Regions from separate parts of the Homo sapiens genome. Here region 1 is linked to region 2. Evidence: read pairs that join two places in POLR2A ChIA-PET (ENCODE). Cell type or tissue: GM12878. All regions are shown on one strand. Each heading gives the region's core, and the rest is flanking DNA. Links, peaks and the distances in the headings are about the cores only. Region 1 has its middle 52 kb from the start of SNORD111. Region 2 overlaps ST3GAL2 (ST3 beta-galactoside alpha-2,3-sialyltransferase 2).

Region 1 (8,325 bases), core at 51-8,050, 160 kb before region 2:
TTCAATATTGTTAAGATGGTTGTTCTCCCCAACTTTGTAGATTCAATGCAACACAATAAAAATCCCAGAAAGTTATTTTGTAATATCTACAAGTTGATTCTAAAGTTTACACAGAGTAGCAAAAGACCTAGAAGGACAACACAAAAAAGAAGAATGGAATTAGAGAACTGACACTCCCTGACTTCAAGACTTACTTAAAGCTATAGCAATCAAGATAGTGTGGTATTGGTGAAAGAACAGACAAATAGATCAGTGGAACAATAGGGAACCAAGAATAGACTCACACAAATATAGTCAACTGATCTTTGACAAAGGAGCAAAGGCAATTCAATGGAAAAAGGATAGTCTTTCCAACAAATGGTGCTGGAATGATTGATCATCCACCTGCAAGAAAAAAATCTAGATATTGCCAGGTACACTAGCTCACACCTCTGATCCTAGTGCTCCAAGAAGCTAAAGCAGGAGGATTGCTTGAGGGCAGGAGTCTGAGATCAGGCTGGGCAACACAGCAAGACCCCATCACCACAAAAAAAGAAAAAATACAAAAAAAATAGCCCAGCATGGTGGCATGCACCTGTAGTCCCAGCTACTCGGGAGGCTGAGGTGGGAGGATCACTTGAGCCCAGAGTTCAAGACTGCTATGAGCCACAATCATGCCACTGCACTCCAGCCTTGACAACAGAGTGAGATCCTGTCTCAAAAAATAACAACAACAACAACAAACTAGGTACTAAGAAATCTTGATTCTAAGGTCTGACCTTAGACCTTAGACCTTTCACAAAAATTTATTCAAAATGAAACTTGAACCTAAACATAAAATGCAAAACTATAAAACTTCTAGAAGATAACATAGGAAGAAAATCTAGCTGATCTTGGGTTTGGTGATGTTTTTCTATATATCAAAAGCACGATCCTTGAAATAAAAAATTGACATTAGACTTTATTAAAATTAAAAGCTTCTGCTCTGCAAAAGACACTATTGCTAGGAAAAATGATAAAATATTTGCAAAAGACATATTGATAAAGACCTTGTATCTAAAATATACAAAGAACTCTTAAAACTCAACAATAAGAAAACAAACAACCCAGTTAAAAAATGGACAATAGGGCCAGGCGCAGTAGCTCATGCCTGTAATCCCAGCACTTTAGGGGGCTGACACAGGAGGATCGCCTGAGGCCAGCAGTTCGAGACCAGCCTGGCCAATATGGTGAAACCCCGTCTCTATTTATTAAAAAAAGAAAAAGAATAAAACTGTGTTTTTAAGAAAAATTTAAAAAATAGGGCCGGCACGGTGGCTCACGCCTGTAATCCCAGTACTTTGGGAGGCCGAGGCGGGCAGATCATTAAGTCAGGAGTTCAAGACCAGCCTGACCAACATGCTGAAACCCCGTCTCTACTAAAAATACAAAAATTAGCTGGGCATGGTGGCATGTGCCTGTAATCCCAGCTACTCAGGAGGCTGAGGCAGGAGAATCGCTTGCACCCAGGAGGCAGAGGCTGCAGTGAGCCCAGATCGCGCCACTGTACTCCAGCCTGGACGACAGAGTGAGACTCCATCTCAAAAAAAGAAAAAGAAAAAATAAACCAATAAATAAATAAATAAAACTGCTTTGTAAAAGTCTACTGATTTTTTTTAAGGAAGTTTAAAAGCTATTTTTAAAATAATTATTCAGCAACTGGTATAGGCTTTGCAGGCAGACAGCCCAGGATTCAAGTCTCAGAACCCTGAGCCTGCCAAGCTTCCTCCTCTGGGGATTACAGCCACACCTTCCAGGGTTGGGTTAAGGGTCCCAGAACCCACAGCAGCATGAGAGTCAAAAGTTATGTTGCTACCTGATTCTCATGGGCAGAGAGAGGAGGGGCCTTCTATTACACCTCAGGAGGCGGTCAGGGTGGGGTGCACTGGGGAGAAGAACGAGGGCGAGTAGAACAGGAGGCACCCGCTCCAGTGACATCATCCAACAAAGGTTTCCTGCCTGTGACAAGACACTGGAAAGTGCCTGGCCCCAGCCCAGCCTCAGCCGGGCCAGCAGGTCTGCTGGCCTTTATGCATTGTATGGCTTTAGTGGGGCCTGGGAAGCCAGGAGGAGGGCTATGGAGTGACCCAGTATGGTAGAGACAAGAATGAACCTGGAGCAGGTGGTGGGGGGAGTAGAAGGACCACCACCTCCCCGCCGCCCCCATGCCCCTTCCCACTGTGGAACCCTGGAGGAGACCCTAAGCAGCTTCTTCATCACTACCTAGTACTACCAGGGCCCCCACCCAGGACAGTGGTGAGAAGAGAAAGATCAAATGCACTTTGCTCCTCCAAGCAGCAAGGAGCACAAACACCACTGCCGTTGGCCCCAGCCTGGCCCCAGCCCAGCCCCAGCACCGAGCCTCAGGGCAACAGCAGGGGGAAGGGAGAAGCCAGGCTCCTAGGCATGACTTAACCTCTCTGATCCTCAGTTTCCTCATCTGCAGTATGGGAATATCAGCTGCACGTCACCAGCTGGGCCCTGTAAGAATCCGGGGAGATGGTGCCTGTATAGGGCTGAGCACCCTGCCTGGCACAGAGGTAAATGACAGCTCCCTGTGCCTCCATACAAGGTGACTGCCAGGCAAGCTAACAGGGGCAGGGTGGGAGGACGGTGAGGGCCATTCTTTTTTTTTTTTTTTTTTTAAGAGACAGGATCTCACTCCACTACTCAGGCTGGAGTACAATGGTGTGATCATGGCTAACTGAAGCCTCGACCTCCTGGGTTCATGCGATCCTCCCACCTCAGCCTCCTGAGTAGCTGGGACTACAGGTACGTGCCACCACGCCCGGCTAACTGGGTCATTCTGGATAAACTGCTGTCCCTGCCAGAGTCACCCTCTGTCCTAGCTATAAGCGTGGTGGTCATCCTGCCTCAGCTCTGGGGACAAAGGAGGGCACTGGATCACTGCCATCAGGAATGGTATTTATGGCCTATCAGGGGCCAGGTTGGAGTTGGACAGATTGAATCATGTGGACAAGGTCTTGGCACCCAGAGAGCTGAGTTGGAAAACACAGTTGCACAAAAGGCAAAATCAGCTCAACAGCTATGGGACAGACTTAGAGGCCTGCAAGAGAGTTATTAGGAGTGTCTCGTTGAATGGCAGGAGAAGGAAGGCACTGAGTGACACGGAGCCTGGCTCTCCCAGTCTCGCTTGGCATGGTCCCCACAGTGCTGTCCTGAGACCCCGGAGACCCGAGCAGGCTGGGGCCGGGGCCGGGTCTGACTGCACAGAGCAGCCAGCGCTGACAGTGTGAAGGCAGCCAGAGGGAGGGGCAGCGCACTGACGACGGGGAGGGCACAGCAGCTACATCTGTACTGTGGGGGTGGCAGGGCACCCCTGACCCCAGGAACTGACTGCCAGGGGCGGGGGCAGGGAGAGGCCAGCTTGCGGGGGGACGGGTTTGGGAGACTTCCACCCAGGATGGAGGGCTCAAGCCGGACTGCCTGGGTTCGAATCCCAGCAACGCCAGCTGCTGGCTAACCTTGGGCAGGTGACTTAACCTCTGAGCCTTGGTTCCCAGGTGTTGACAGCCCCTACCGCACAGGGCTATGGTGAGGATTTGAGATCAAGCCTGTTCAGCTTAACACAGCACCTGGCCCAGTGAAAACAGCACCAGCTACTTCCGCACTATTGGGCTAGACCTGGGACAAGCCTTCCCACCCGGCTGCCCCCTCCCTCTGACCCGAGCACCACCTTTACAAGGGTTTGTTATATACAATTTTTGTCTGGACTGGGTCCCATCAGAGAGGTGCACAGCGTCGGAGGTACACAGCCTTGGCTCCACCCCCACCTCGCACAGGCACCTCCTTACCTGCCTCCGCTAATGGGGAGCTCCCCAATCCACAAAGCAGCCTCTGTTCCTCATGCAGACATCTCTGATCATGAGTTCTCTAGCGTGAGCCCAAATCTCTTCCCTACAACTGCCCCTTAGTGGGAGTGATTTTTCTGCCAGGGACTTTCCAATGTCTGGAATCTGCCCATCCCACACATGCTAGGAATCCCCCAAGCAGGGCCCCATCACGGCTCCAGGAAGGATTCCCTGAACCCCAGCCCTCTCCCGCCGTGAGCAGCTTCTGCTGAATGGAGTAATGACTTCCACAGGGACACAGACGCCCCTCCCCTGGGTGGGTCTGTCCATCTCTCCAGCAACACCTCCCCGAAGGCAGAAAGCCTTGTATTCCCACAGACCTGAGGCTAATAACACAGTTCACATGCGTTGCCTCATCCTGTCCTCACGAACCCTGTAAAGGATCTACTATTTTTTCGTTTGTTTTTAAAAATCATGGTAAGGCCGGGTGCAGTGGCTCACGCCTGTAATCCCAACACTCTGGGAGGCCGAGGCAGGCGGATCATTTGAGGTCAGGAGTTCAAGACCAGCCTGGCCAACATGGTGAAACCCCATCTCTACTAAAAATACAAAAAATAGCTGGGCGTGGTGGCGGGCACCTGTAATCCCAGCTACTTGGGAGGCTGAGGCAAGAGAATCACTTGAACCCAGGAGGCTGAAGTTGCGGTGAACTGAGGTCATACCACTGGACTCCACCCTGGGTAACAAGAGCAAAACTCTGTCTCAAAAAAAAAAAAAAAAATCATGGTAAAAAAACACATAAGGTGAAATGTACCACATCTATAAAAAAGAATGAGATCATGTCTTTTATGGGAACATGGATGGAGCTGGAGGCCATTATCCTCAGCAAAGTAGCACAGAGCAGAAAACCAAATACTGCACTTTCTCACTTATAAGTGGGAGCTAAATGATGAGAACTCAGGGACACATAGAGGGGACAACAGACACTGGGGTCTATCTGAAGGTGGAGGGTGGGAGGAGGGAGAGGAACAGAAAAGATAACTATTGGGTACTGGGCTTAATTCCTGGGTGATGAAATACAACAAACCCCCATGAGTTTGCCTGTGTAACAAACCTGCACATGTACCCCCGAATCTAAAACAAAAGTTAAAAAAAAATTAACCATTTTAACCATTTTTTTCTTTTCTTATTATTATTTTTTGTGTGTGTGACAGAGTCTCACTATGTTCCCCAGACTGGAGTGCAATGGCGTGACCTTGGCTCACTGCAACCTCCACCTCCCGGGTTCAAGCGATTCTCCTGCCTCAGCCTCCTGAGTAGCTGGGATTACTGGTGCCCGCCACCACGCTCAGCTAGCATTTTTGCCACCGCTCTCAGCTAGCATTTTTTTCCCAGTGGCATTAAATACATTTATATTATTGTGTTACCATCACCACCATCCATTTCCAGAACTTTTCATCTTATAAAACCAAAACTTTATATCCATTCCTCCTTCCCCACCCCCAGCCCCTGGCAACCACCATAGAAACATTGTACTTTCTGTTTCTATGAACCTGGCTACTCTGGCTCCGTTACATAAGTAGAATCATACAGTATTTATCTTTTGTGCCTGGCTAATTTCACTTGATTTCCTCAAAGTTCATTCACGTTGTAGCATGTGTCAGAATTCCCTTCCTTTGTAAGGCTGAATCATACCACATTGTGTATATTTACGGCACATTTTGTTTTTCCATTCATCTGTTGATGAACACTTGAATTGCTTTTACCTTTTAGCTACGATTGATGCTGCTATGAACATGGGTGGGCAAATATCTCTTTGAGACTCTGCTTTTAGTTCTTTTTGGTATATATCCAGAAGTGGGATTGCTGGATTGTATGGTGATTCTATTTTTAATGTTTTTTTTTTTTGAAATGAAGTTTCACTCTTGTTGCCCAGGCTTGGAGTGAAATGGCGTGATCTCAGCTCAATGCAACCTCCACCTCCCAGGTTCAAGTGATTCTCCTGCCTCAGCCTCCCGAGTAACTGGGATTACAGACATGTGCCACCACGCCTGGCTAATTTTTGTATTTTTAGTAGATATGGGGTTTTGCCATGTTGGCCAGGCTGGTCTTGGGTCTTGAACTCCTGACCTTCAGGTGATCCACCCACCTCAGCCTCCCAAAGTGCTGGGATTACACGCATGAGCCACCGCACCCGGCCTCTACTTGTTAATTTTTTCAGGAACCACTAAACTAGTTTCCACAGCAGCTGCACCAGTTAAACTAGTTTCCACAGCAGCTGCACCAGTTAACATCCCCACCAACTGTGCTCAAGGTGCCAGTTCCTCCACATCCCACCAACACATATTGTTTTCTGTTTGTTTCTGAGACAGGGTCTCACTCTGTCACCCAGGCTAGAGTGCAGTGGCGCGACCTCTGCTCACTGAGACCTCCGCCTCCTGGGTTCAAGTGATTCTCATTCCTCAGCCTCCTGAGTAACTGGGACTACAGGCGTGTGCCACCACAGCCCGCTAATTTTTGTATTTTTAGTGGAGCCAGGATCTCACCCTGTTTGCCAGGCTGGTCTCAAACTCTTGGCCTCAAGTGATCTGCTCGCCTCGGCCTCCCAAAGTGCTGAGATTACAGGCATGAGCCGCTGCGCCCGGCTATTTTCTTTCTTTCTTTTTTTTTTTGATAGCAGCCATCCTGAAGGGTGTGGGGTAGTGTATTGTAGGCAGATTGTGTATTTTTCCCCATTTTAAGCTTAGGAAAGTAGGACTGGAGAGGCATGGTGACTCTGCCAAGGTCCTATAGGCGGCAGGTGGCAGAGCTGGGATTCAAACTCAGCACTGTCAGCGGGGCGCGGTGGCTCACACCTGTAATCCCAGCCCTTTGGGACGCCGAGGCGGGCGGATCATGAGGTCAGAAGATCAAGATCATCCTGGCTAAAACGGTGAAACCCCGTCTCTACTAAAAAAATATAAAAAATTAGCTGGGCGTGGTGGCGGGCGTCTGTAGTCCCAGCTACTCGGGAGGCTGAGGCAGGAGAATGGCGTGAACCCGGGAGGCGGAGCTTGCAGTGAGCTCAGATTGTGCCACTGCACTCCAGCCTGGGCAACAGAGTGAGACTCTGTCTCAAAAAAAAAAGCAAAACTCAGCGCTGTCTGCGGCTGTGTGGTGCTCTCAGCAGCCCCCATCCCCACAAATCCTCGCTGTGTCACTAGGGTGGCTCAGTGGCCACCCTAGGGCCTCCAGCATTGATCTCCACCCAGGGCCTGGCTAGGGAGGAGGCAGTGACTCCAAAGGAGACCACCCCTGAGAGTTGCAAGACTAACCCCAGCCCCTGGATCCCCCTGACCTACTTGACCCTGACACTAGCTAGCATTCTGGGAGGGGCCTCCATCTCACGCAGGCAGGAGCAGGGCCCCAGGGCTAGCTCGGCAGCCCCCAAATGAGCCCGCAACATCTTGGATTATCTTGCAGGAAAGCAGGGGGCCCTCCAGCAAGGTGACCAAACCAGGTGGCCGCCACAGGTGAATCAGGGCACAGCCCATCTGGGGTCACATCTCATCACTGCCACCTCCCGCCTGCGTGACCGTGGGCAAGCTGGGAGACTTCCCTGTACCTCGATTTCTTCATCTGTAAAATGGGGGAGACTCAGTTGCACCTTGCAAGGAGCTGTGAGCGTTCAGTGAGCAGCAGATGTGCAATGCCAGGCTGGAGGACAGGTCCAGGACGGTGCCTGCCATTTCTCTCTACCCCACATCTACCCCACGCCACTCTGCCCCTCACCACGGGAGGGGTTGGCAGAGCCTTAGGACTAAGGCTCCTCTGAGTGGTAACACATTTGTTTTTGTTTGGTTTGGTTTGAGGCTGGGTCTTGCTCTGTCACCCAGGCTGGAGTGCAGTGGCGCGAACACAGCTCACTGCAGCCTCAACCTCCAGGGCTCAAGCAATCCTCCCACCTCAGCCTCCCAAGTAGCTGGAACTACAGGCACACACACCACCAGTTATCTTTTGTATAGACGAAGTCTTTCCATGTTGCCCAGGCTGATCTCCAACTCCTGGACTCAAGTGATCCGTCTTGGCTTCCCAAAGTGCTGGATTACAGATGTGAGCCACCAGGCCAGGCCTTGAAGGGATTTTTGTACACCCATGTTTGTAGAAGCGTTATTCGCAATAGCTAAGAGATGGAAGCAACCCAAGTATCTGTTGACAGGTAAATAGATAAACAAAATATGGTGTATATACATACAATAGGGTTTCATTCAGTCTTAAAAACAAGGAGGCCAGGGCTGGGGGCGGTGGCTCATGCCTGTAATCCCAGCACTTTGGGAGGCCAAAGCAGGCAGATCACGAAGTCAGGAGATCGAGACCATCCTGGCTAACATGGTAAAACACTGTCTCTACTAAAAATACAAAAATTAGCCGGGCATGGTGGTGGGCGCCTGTAGTCCCAGCTACTTGGGAGGCTGAGGCAGGAGAATGGCGTGAACCTGGGAGGCGGAGCTTGCAG
Region 2 (8,325 bases), core at 203-8,202:
AGGATTGGTAATGACTGGGGGGACACTGCCCCACGGTTATTTGAAGCAAGGCCCCACAACCAAGCAGGAAATTTAGGAGCCATGGCTTTGGAAAAGGGTGGCTGTGTGAAGATATCGAAGCAAATTGCTGAACCGGGCCCTCGTCTGGCCTGTGCCTGTTTCCCCAACCAAGTGGGTTGGGGTGCCTGCCAAGTAAAGTCCTGCCATGGCTGCACACTGGACAGGATACCTGGGAGTCTTTGAAATTTAGAAATGCAGGAGGCATCACTTACATTGTGCTTTGCAAAGCATTTTCCAACTGTTGTTTTACAGGTCAGTGGAACATTTATAAGGCAGATACAGACCCAGGTAGGGTTACTGAGGAACCCAGAGATACACTGTGGGTCACACAGTGGCCCTGGGACTCCTGATTCCAGTGCCAACGGAGTGGCTGCTAAACCAGTTGCTGCTAATAGCCTGAATTATGGCTGCTGTTCATTGAGTGCTTGCTGCCAGCCAGGCATGGTGCTAGATGCTCTCAGGTGTTAGTGAATCCTCACAGCAGCACTGCAAGGTGGGTGTTGTTGCCGCTGCTTTGTAGATGAAGAACTGAGACTTACAGAACTTACCAGATGTGCCCAAACAGACAGCAGGAGGATCTGGGGTTGAAACTCATGTCTTTCTGATGCACAGCCCCTGCTCTTAGTTCCTGCTCCTTGATGTGCTCAACAAACCTTAATTGTCCTTTGGGGTTGTCTGCCCCCAAAAGTCTGAATTTTTTTTTTTTTGTTTTTGAGATGGAGTCTCGTTCTGTTGCCAGGCTGGAGTACAGTGGTGTGATCTCGGCTCACTGCAACCTCTGACTCCTGGGTTCAAGCGACTCTCATGCCTCAGCCTCCCGAGTAGCTGGGATTACAGGCACGCACCACCACAGCCAGCTAATTTTTGTATTGTTACTAGAGACGGGGTTTTGCCATGTTGGCCAGGCTGGTCTCGAACTCCTGACCTCGTGATCCGCCTGCCTCGGCCTCCCAAACTGCTGGGACTATAGGTGTGAGACACTGTGCCTGGCCAAGTCTGAGTCTTTTTGAGCTGAGAACTGTGCTGAGTGTTGTGGAGGAGACAGTAATGTCCAAGTTGCTGTTCCTGGGAGGGGGATAAGACGAGTCCACCAATAGATCTACAGTGGAAATGTGGCCAGTTAAAGGAGGTCGAAGTCATCCCCATAGGGAGCTCAGAAAAGGCATTTGGGATGGGCCTCTAAGGGTAGGTTTCCAAGCAGTGCCTGTGGGCTGGAGGGGGTGTGCAGGCCAACAGGTACAAAGAAAGGCTATCACAAGGCACATTTAGGGAGTTGTCCCTTTTTTCTAGAGCATAGGGGATTTATTTAGAAAGTAGTAAGGAATCCTATTTGGTTGCAAGCAGCAACTTGGCTGCCTTTGGCAGGAAAGCATTTCCTTGGAAAGCTGTGGGAACTATAAAATCAGAGTGATGACTCAGGACCCAGGTCCCCTCCAGGGTCTTGGAGTGGGTGCAGCAGGAACCAAAGGCCAGTCTCTTCAGGGAACCGCTGTTGCCAGGATGCATCTGCTCCAGCTGTGCTCACTCATTTTGTCATCACTGCTTGGGATTCATATCTGAGGGAGGAAGTGTCTGGTTGGCCCAGCCTGGGCCGTGTTCCCTTGTTCCCTTCCTTGGCCAGGGAAGGGCTGGTGGCATGTTGGGCAGTTCCCTCGCAACCCTGCATCCAAAAGCAAAACTCTCCAGAAGGAGAGAAAATACACACTGCAAAAAATCTGTCCAGACAGGTGCTGGATAAGGACTTGAACTGACAGGTGGTGAAGCAGGGGGCTTTAGTCTGACTAGTTTCTGAGCAGACCGAGGGCAAACTGGCAGCAGGGTATGGCTGGGTCATAAGGGGACAGGGAGAGGAGGGAGGGAGGAGATGGAGAACTAGATAGAGTCCAATTGAGGTATGCAGGCCGGCACTTGGCAGTAGAAGTGGAAAAGAGGGGACGGAGTCTAGAGAGCTTGCAAAAGTAGCTGTCTTCAGAGCAGACACTGATGGGCTGGGGCTTGGAGTTTCAGTGCCTGGTGATGAGAGCTGGTTCCTTTACTGAAATGGGGCAGTCAGGAGGAGGAAGAGTTTAGGAGAAGGTGATGTGGCCTCGCTTTGGAGGAGCTGTGTGCTTATGCTGACCGCACACCCGGAATCCTGGTGAGCTTCCTGAGGTTGGGAGCCTTGCCCTGAGGCGGTGGGGCCGCCGAGCCCCAGAGGCTCTCTATGTGGTGGACACAGCTGGGGCTCTCTGCCAGCTGGGTGCTTTTGCATCTCTTCTGTTTCCACATGCAGCCCGGGATGGGCTTCTCCTCCTTCCCCTTCTGTGCTTTCAGTTCCTGTGTCCCAGCTTCCGTCCCACACACCTGAGTCCTTACCAACTAAAGGGCCTGGCCCTGCTTTCTGAGACCGAGTTTTCCTTCCTCTCTGCTCAGAGTGCTTGTTAATGATAAGTCCTCATTCAGCTATTAGGGTAGACATCTCCAAGTGACATGTCGCAAGAAGGGGGGTCTGAACTTTGCCTGCTATCTGGGGGAAATCAGGCTTTTTCCTCCAGTTATGCCATGCTCATCAGGGACCCCTGCCTATGTCCCTAACCAGCCATTTTAGCGTACTTCTTGTTGCTATTTATAAATCATTGTTGTAGTTACAACATATTGTCAGGCTTCCATGTTGCCGTTGTGGACCTTGTAGGGTTCCAGGGCACAGGCTGGGCTTTGGGCAATCCTAGCTTTCTAGCTGAGCCCTGGTGGTTTCCTGCTGCAGAAATGGGTGGGAGGGAGGGAACAGAGTTGTCTTGGGTGGAGGCAGGAGGAGCTATGCTGAAGGGTGCCTTATCCCTGCAGATTCTTAGAGCAGGTCATCTTCCTGGAGTGAAGAGGACTTTCCCTCAATTCAAATATGTTTGCTGTTTTACCAACTATTAATGCAGTGGATACTACCATGTACAATAAGGTGAACAAGGGCCAAGGTAAATCTAGAGGAAAAAATGTAATTTTTAAAAATTTTACCAATCATGCTAAATGGGGCCTCGCTGTGTCACCCAGGCTGGAATACAGTGGTGCTGTCATAGTTCACTGCAGCCTTGAACTCTTGGGCTCAAGTGGTCCTTCCACCTCAGCTTCCTGAGTAGCTGCAGCAACTACAGGTGTACACTACTTTGTGCCCAGCTAAGTTAAAAAAAAATATATATATATATATTTTTTTTAAGACGGAGTCTCGCTCTGTTGCCCAGGCTGGAGTGCAGTGGCGCCATCTCGGCTCACTGCAAGCTCTGCCTCCTGGGTTCATGCCATTCTCCTGCCTCAGCCTCCCGAGTAGCTGGGACTACAGGCACCCGCCACCACGCCTGGCTAATTTTCTTGTATTTTTAGTAGAGACGGGGTTTCACTGTATTAGCCAGGATGGTCTCGATCTCATGACCTCGTGATCTGCCCGCCTCGGCCTCCCAAAGTGCTGGGATTACAGAGGTGAGCCACTGCACCTGGCCAATTTTTTTTTTTTTTTTTAAAGAGATGGGAGTTTTGCTGTGTTTCCCAGGCTGGTCTTGAACTCCTGGCTTCAAGTGATCCTCCCACCTGGCTAAATTTTATTTGCATGTTGGTGATAATTAACACAACACACATAGTTCTGGTATCAGATGTTGAAAACAACCCAGCTTCTTCTTTCTGATGCTATTGGTTTCTAGGTGAAGGGGCCCGTCCTCCTGGGAGGTGGCATTGCGGGGCCCAGGGGCAGAGAGGGGACCCTGAGGTGTTGCGGCATGACCCAAGGACCTGCTCTGTCTTTTCTCTCTTGACTGAGCAGTCCTAGCCCTGCGGGCAGGCAGCAGCCCCCCAGCCTCAGCAGGTCAGCAGCCTTTGGAGGGAGAAAATTGGCAACAAATGTTAATAGCTAATTGGTCTACAGGGAACTACTTTGGTGTGGAAAAATCAACAAGATATTTGTGTGGCTAAAGGGAACTTAGAGGGACTAGGGCTGACAGTGAAGAGGGGAAGATGAGGAGAGGCACACGTCAGGAGATTGCCCCGCCCTGCCACCCCCACCTCTCCACCCCCTGCTGCCTGCCTCCCCCACGCCCCCTCCTTCCTGTCTTCTTTGCAGGCTTCCTTTTTGTTTGCAAGGGACATTAGTAGAATATGGAATCTCCCCTGCCCTGTAAGTCAGGTTTCCCCAACCTTTGTTCCTACCCAAGTTCAGTTAAACACAAAGCACCAGCGATTTGATGCAGGCAGTGAATTGGAACCTGAGTTTCAGGGGGAAGTGAAAGTTTCTGTGGGCCTGTGTGGAGTCCCTAGGCTACACAAGAAAAGATGGCAGCAACCAAAGGGAATGAGGCTGTGTGGGAAAGTAAAGGGAGAGGAGAGAACCCCGGCCTCCTCGGTTCCCACCTCTCTTGGGTGCTCTAGGGAGCAGTGTGAGTCCTGGGTTCGGGTTGCCAGACCACAAGGGAGTTTCTGGGGCCTGGCCCTCTCTCTGCTCCTTCCTGTCCCAAAGGGCTTAGTATTTCCCTGGATCCAGGCCTGTTTAGTGTTTGGCTGGTTTCTGGGGCCTCCAGCATGGCTCAGGGGAGACCCCAGGTCCATGGGTAGGAGGAGATGGTGAGGAGAGGAATGGGGATCCCATTCAGGCTCCCCTCGTGAAGGGGGCCAACACTGGTACTTCCTTAGACGGGAAGAGGCTGTGGCATGGGAAGCAGGTCAATAGTTTGTGTCAAGGAGGTGCAGCCCAAGATCACAGTGGTGGCTGTTTGATGAAGGATTTTCCTCAGTGCCTGAAAAGCAATTTACTCTTGTCCTTAAAGCAACAGTGGGTAGGCTTCTAGAATGAGTGTGAGTTTTCATCTCAAGTGGCAGTGCCCAGCTGTCTGCATACCTCAGCCCCTTCAGACCTGGCTGAGGTATTTTAGAGGGCATTGTCTTCCACCCATGCTGCCAGTCCTGGCAGTTCCTGCCCAGCCTGGATCCCTGGGCATACCCTGCCACTAATGCTGTGCAGACAAAGTGAGGCCTGCTGGCCCTCTGTTGGCAGCCCAGAGGCCCAGGTGGAGGCCTGGGCTGGCCGAGGGCCCAGGAGCATCAGGGCAGGTCTGTTTGGCTGTCCTCAAGGGAAAGCAGCTTGTTATTCTCAGGGGGCATGAGGGTGCAGCTGATTTTCACAGTCTAGGGCTTGGTCTGGTTGAATGCATATAGGATTCTTGCTGCCTTAGCTACCCACAGGGTTTTGGTGCTGTGTGACCCGGGGCAAGTCATTACCCCTCTCTAAGCCTGGGAGGCCAAGGCGGGCAGATCACCTGAGGTCAGGAGTTCAAGACCAGCCTGGCCAATATGGCAAAACCCTATCTCTACTAACAATACAAAAAATTAGCCGGGTGTGGTGGAGGGCGCCTGTAATCCCAGCTACTGGGGAGGCTGAGGCAGGAGAATCACTTGAACCTGGGAGGTGGAGGTTACAGTGAGCCGTGATCACCCCATTTCACTCCAGCCTGGGCAATAAGAGCGAAACTCTGTCTCAAAAAAAAAAAAAAAAAAAAGAATTTAAAGCCCTGCTCAGGGATTCACTCTTTTTTTTTTTTTTTTTTTTGAGACAGAGTCTTGCTCTGTTGCCCAGGCTGGAGTGCAGTGGCGCGATCTCGGCTCACTGCAAGCTCCGCCTCCCGGGTTCATGCCATTCTCCTGCCTCAGCCTGCTAGCTGGGACTACAGGCATCTGCCACTACGCCCGGCTAATTTTTTGTATTTTTAGTAGAGACGGTGTTTCACCGTGTTAGCCAGGATGGTCTCGATCTCCTGACCTCGTGATCTGCCCACCTCAGCCTCCCAAAGTGCTGGGATTACAGGCTTGAGCCACCTTACCCGGCCTCAGGGATTCATTCTTCAGCCATCTGGTCAACCTGATTGACAGAAGCCCGCCACAGCCTGAGTGGGGAGGTAGTACTGGGGGCCCAGGAGGCCATCATAAGGGCCAGATGTCTGTGGGAATTGGCTTGAACTTTCTCCTAACCTGTTTGGATGCGTTAAGCAGCAGCCAGCCTGCTCTGGCATCTCCCTGGACAACTCAGGCTCCTGCAGCTGAGGGGGCTGTGCTCAGTTCCCCTGCATCCAGTAGTTCCTCACCCCCACTTCCAACTCCTGCTCTGTCCTGGATTCAGGCAGAAAACTCCATCTGGTCTCTTTCCTCCCTTCTTACTCTGGCCACCATTTAGGCCCTGGGGTGACTGTTAATAGGATTCCCATTTTTTTATTTGCCAAGTTCTCCCCCACCCTTTTACATCCTGTGCTCTGCTCTAGCCAGGTTTTTCCCCAAAGCCAGGGTGGGAGGTGGAATCAGACTGATCTGGGAGGCGCTGGGTCAGCCGCACAGCCACGTGGCAGATCTGTGAGGAGTTGAGAACCCGCTTGGAAGGGGCTGGGTAGGATCTCACTGTAGAGAAGAGGAGGAAGGTAGTGAGGAAAAGGCCACACATACCAAGATACAAAGGCCTGAACTGAGAAGGCAGGGGACGTGTGGGGACCTTGAGAAGTCCAGTTTGAGCAGAGCATAAGGTTTCCTGGATTGTGTCCAAGAGGGAGGGATAGGATAGAGGGGTCTGGGGAGAGATGGGCCCCAAGCCCCACCCTAGCAGGGAGGAAGGGGCAGGCTTTCTGGCAGCCTCTGGCTGTCCTGGGCTGGTCACAAAGAATTGTGCTTACAGGAAGCGGGGGAGGGGTTGTTAATGGCAGTTTGTTCACAGGCTGCAAGGCTGCCAAAGGTCAGTCTGATAAGAGGGAAGAGATAGACTCCTTGAGTTTTGTAATCCCAGATAGCTGCCTTCTCTTAGCTGGCCCCACAGATACTGACAGTTGAGTTGGTGCTGCTGCCGCTCTGTCACCTCCTCCTGAAATACACAGCCCCTGGCTTCGGCCCAGCTGGGTTTCCCCTGCCTGGCCACCAGCTCCCTTTCCCATCTGCGGTCAGCTGTGCACTGGGGGAGGGGACAAACCTGGCAAGACTGAGCTCATTCTGAGCCTGACTCAGGAGTTTGAAGCCTCCCCAGGAGTGGTGCCAGGGCTGTGGACAGAGCAGTGACTTCCAGACCTTTCCGTTCCATTTTGGTGTCAGGGTTATCCTGCAGCCCAGCCAGCCAGACCTGGGGCCTTTGGGGAGTTCCGCCTTTACCCCAGAGCATTGGGAGGTCTGGCTGTTGTGATGAGAGGAATTAGAGATGGGGATCTAATGAGATTTGCTTATGTGAAGACCACTTTGGCTACCCTATGAAGAAGGAGTTGAAGGGGGTCCGTTTAGTAGATCTGGGGCTTAAGTGGTTAGGACTGCTGGAGGTGAAGAATGACATTTCCTTGGATGGAGTGATGGTTGTAGACAGAGCGAGAAATAGATCTGAGAGACATTTCAGTGGTAAAAATTAGTTGAGATTTGTAATAGATTGGCTGTGAGAGGTTGAGGAAGGAGGGCTCACATATGACTCTTACATTTCAGGCTTAGATGGATGGGGGTTCCTTTCCCAGAAATTGGGAATACAGAAAGAATACTGGGTTTGGCCAGGCGCAGTGGCTCACGCCTGTAATCCCAGCACTTTGGGAGGCTGAGGCGGGCGGATCACGAGGTCAGGAGATCGAGACCATCCTGGCTAACACGGTGAAACCCCATCTCTACTAAAAATACAAAAATTAGCCAGGCATGGTGGCGGGGGCCTGTAGTCCCAGCTACTTGGGAGGCTGAGGCAGGAGAATGGCTTGAACCCAGGAGGTGGAGGTTGCAGTGAGCCGAGATCGCACCACTGCACTCCAGCCTGGGCGACAGAGTGAGATTCAGTCTCAAAAAAAAAAAAAAAAAAGAAGACTGGGTTTGAGGGGCTTGAGGGGCTTGGATTATGCATGGGTTTGGTTTGGGGCAAGTTGAGTTTGAGATACTTTTTGGATACCTCTACTAAGGTATACTGTCTAAAGGATAGCATCCAGAAATTAGTGGGATAGATGGGTCTGGTGTTCAGGGGCGTGACTGTCACCATTTGAAAAGCCAGAGATGCTCAGGTATGGTGGCTTGTGTCTGTAATCTCAGCACTTTGGGATGCTGAGGTAAGAGGATTGCCTAAGCCCAGGAGTTCGAGACCAGCCTGGGAAACATAGGGAGACCATGTCGGTAAAAAGTATTTTAAAAAGTAGCTGGGAATGGTGGTACATACCTGTGGTCCCGGCTACTCGGGAGGCTGAGGTGGGAGGATTGCTGGAGCCTGGGAGGTCAAGACTGCAGTGAACCATTTTTGCGCCACTGCACTCCAGCCTGAGCGAC

What was found. Peaks named below come from ENCODE experiments on the same cell type or tissue, not always from the same donor. Only the 100,000 strongest peaks of a DNase experiment are listed, where the experiment ranks them.
Region 1: POLR2A ChIA-PET joins it to region 2 with 5 read pairs; 3 of 35 experiments call an interaction of 5 or more read pairs at or near these places.

What each region holds. Positions count from the first base shown.
Region 1 is chr16:70,585,909-70,594,233 of GRCh38, reverse strand. It overlaps a transcript of IL34 not described here. Among named protein-coding and RNA genes, the nearest start is that of SNORD111, 52 kb to the right of the region's middle. In GM12878, for the core only: no CTCF peak of the experiment used is centred there; no DNase peak of the experiment used is centred there.
Region 2 is chr16:70,426,884-70,435,208 of GRCh38, reverse strand. The region is part of intron 1 of ST3GAL2 (ST3 beta-galactoside alpha-2,3-sialyltransferase 2); the gene reads left to right. LOC124903707 (a long non-coding RNA gene) reads right to left here. Exons shown (of 3, transcript XR_007065103.1): 3 at 8,299-8,325. Among named protein-coding and RNA genes, the nearest start is that of ST3GAL2, 8.1 kb to the left of the region's middle. RefSeq lists enhancers at 1,119-1,679, 4,413-4,522, 3,884-4,575, 5,753-5,842, 5,960-6,649 and 2 more. In GM12878, for the core only: no CTCF peak of the experiment used is centred there; DNase peaks (open chromatin) are centred at 3,718, 4,268, 5,188, 6,948 and 2 weaker places; H3K4me3 peaks cover 6,018 bases; H3K27ac peaks cover 7,087 bases.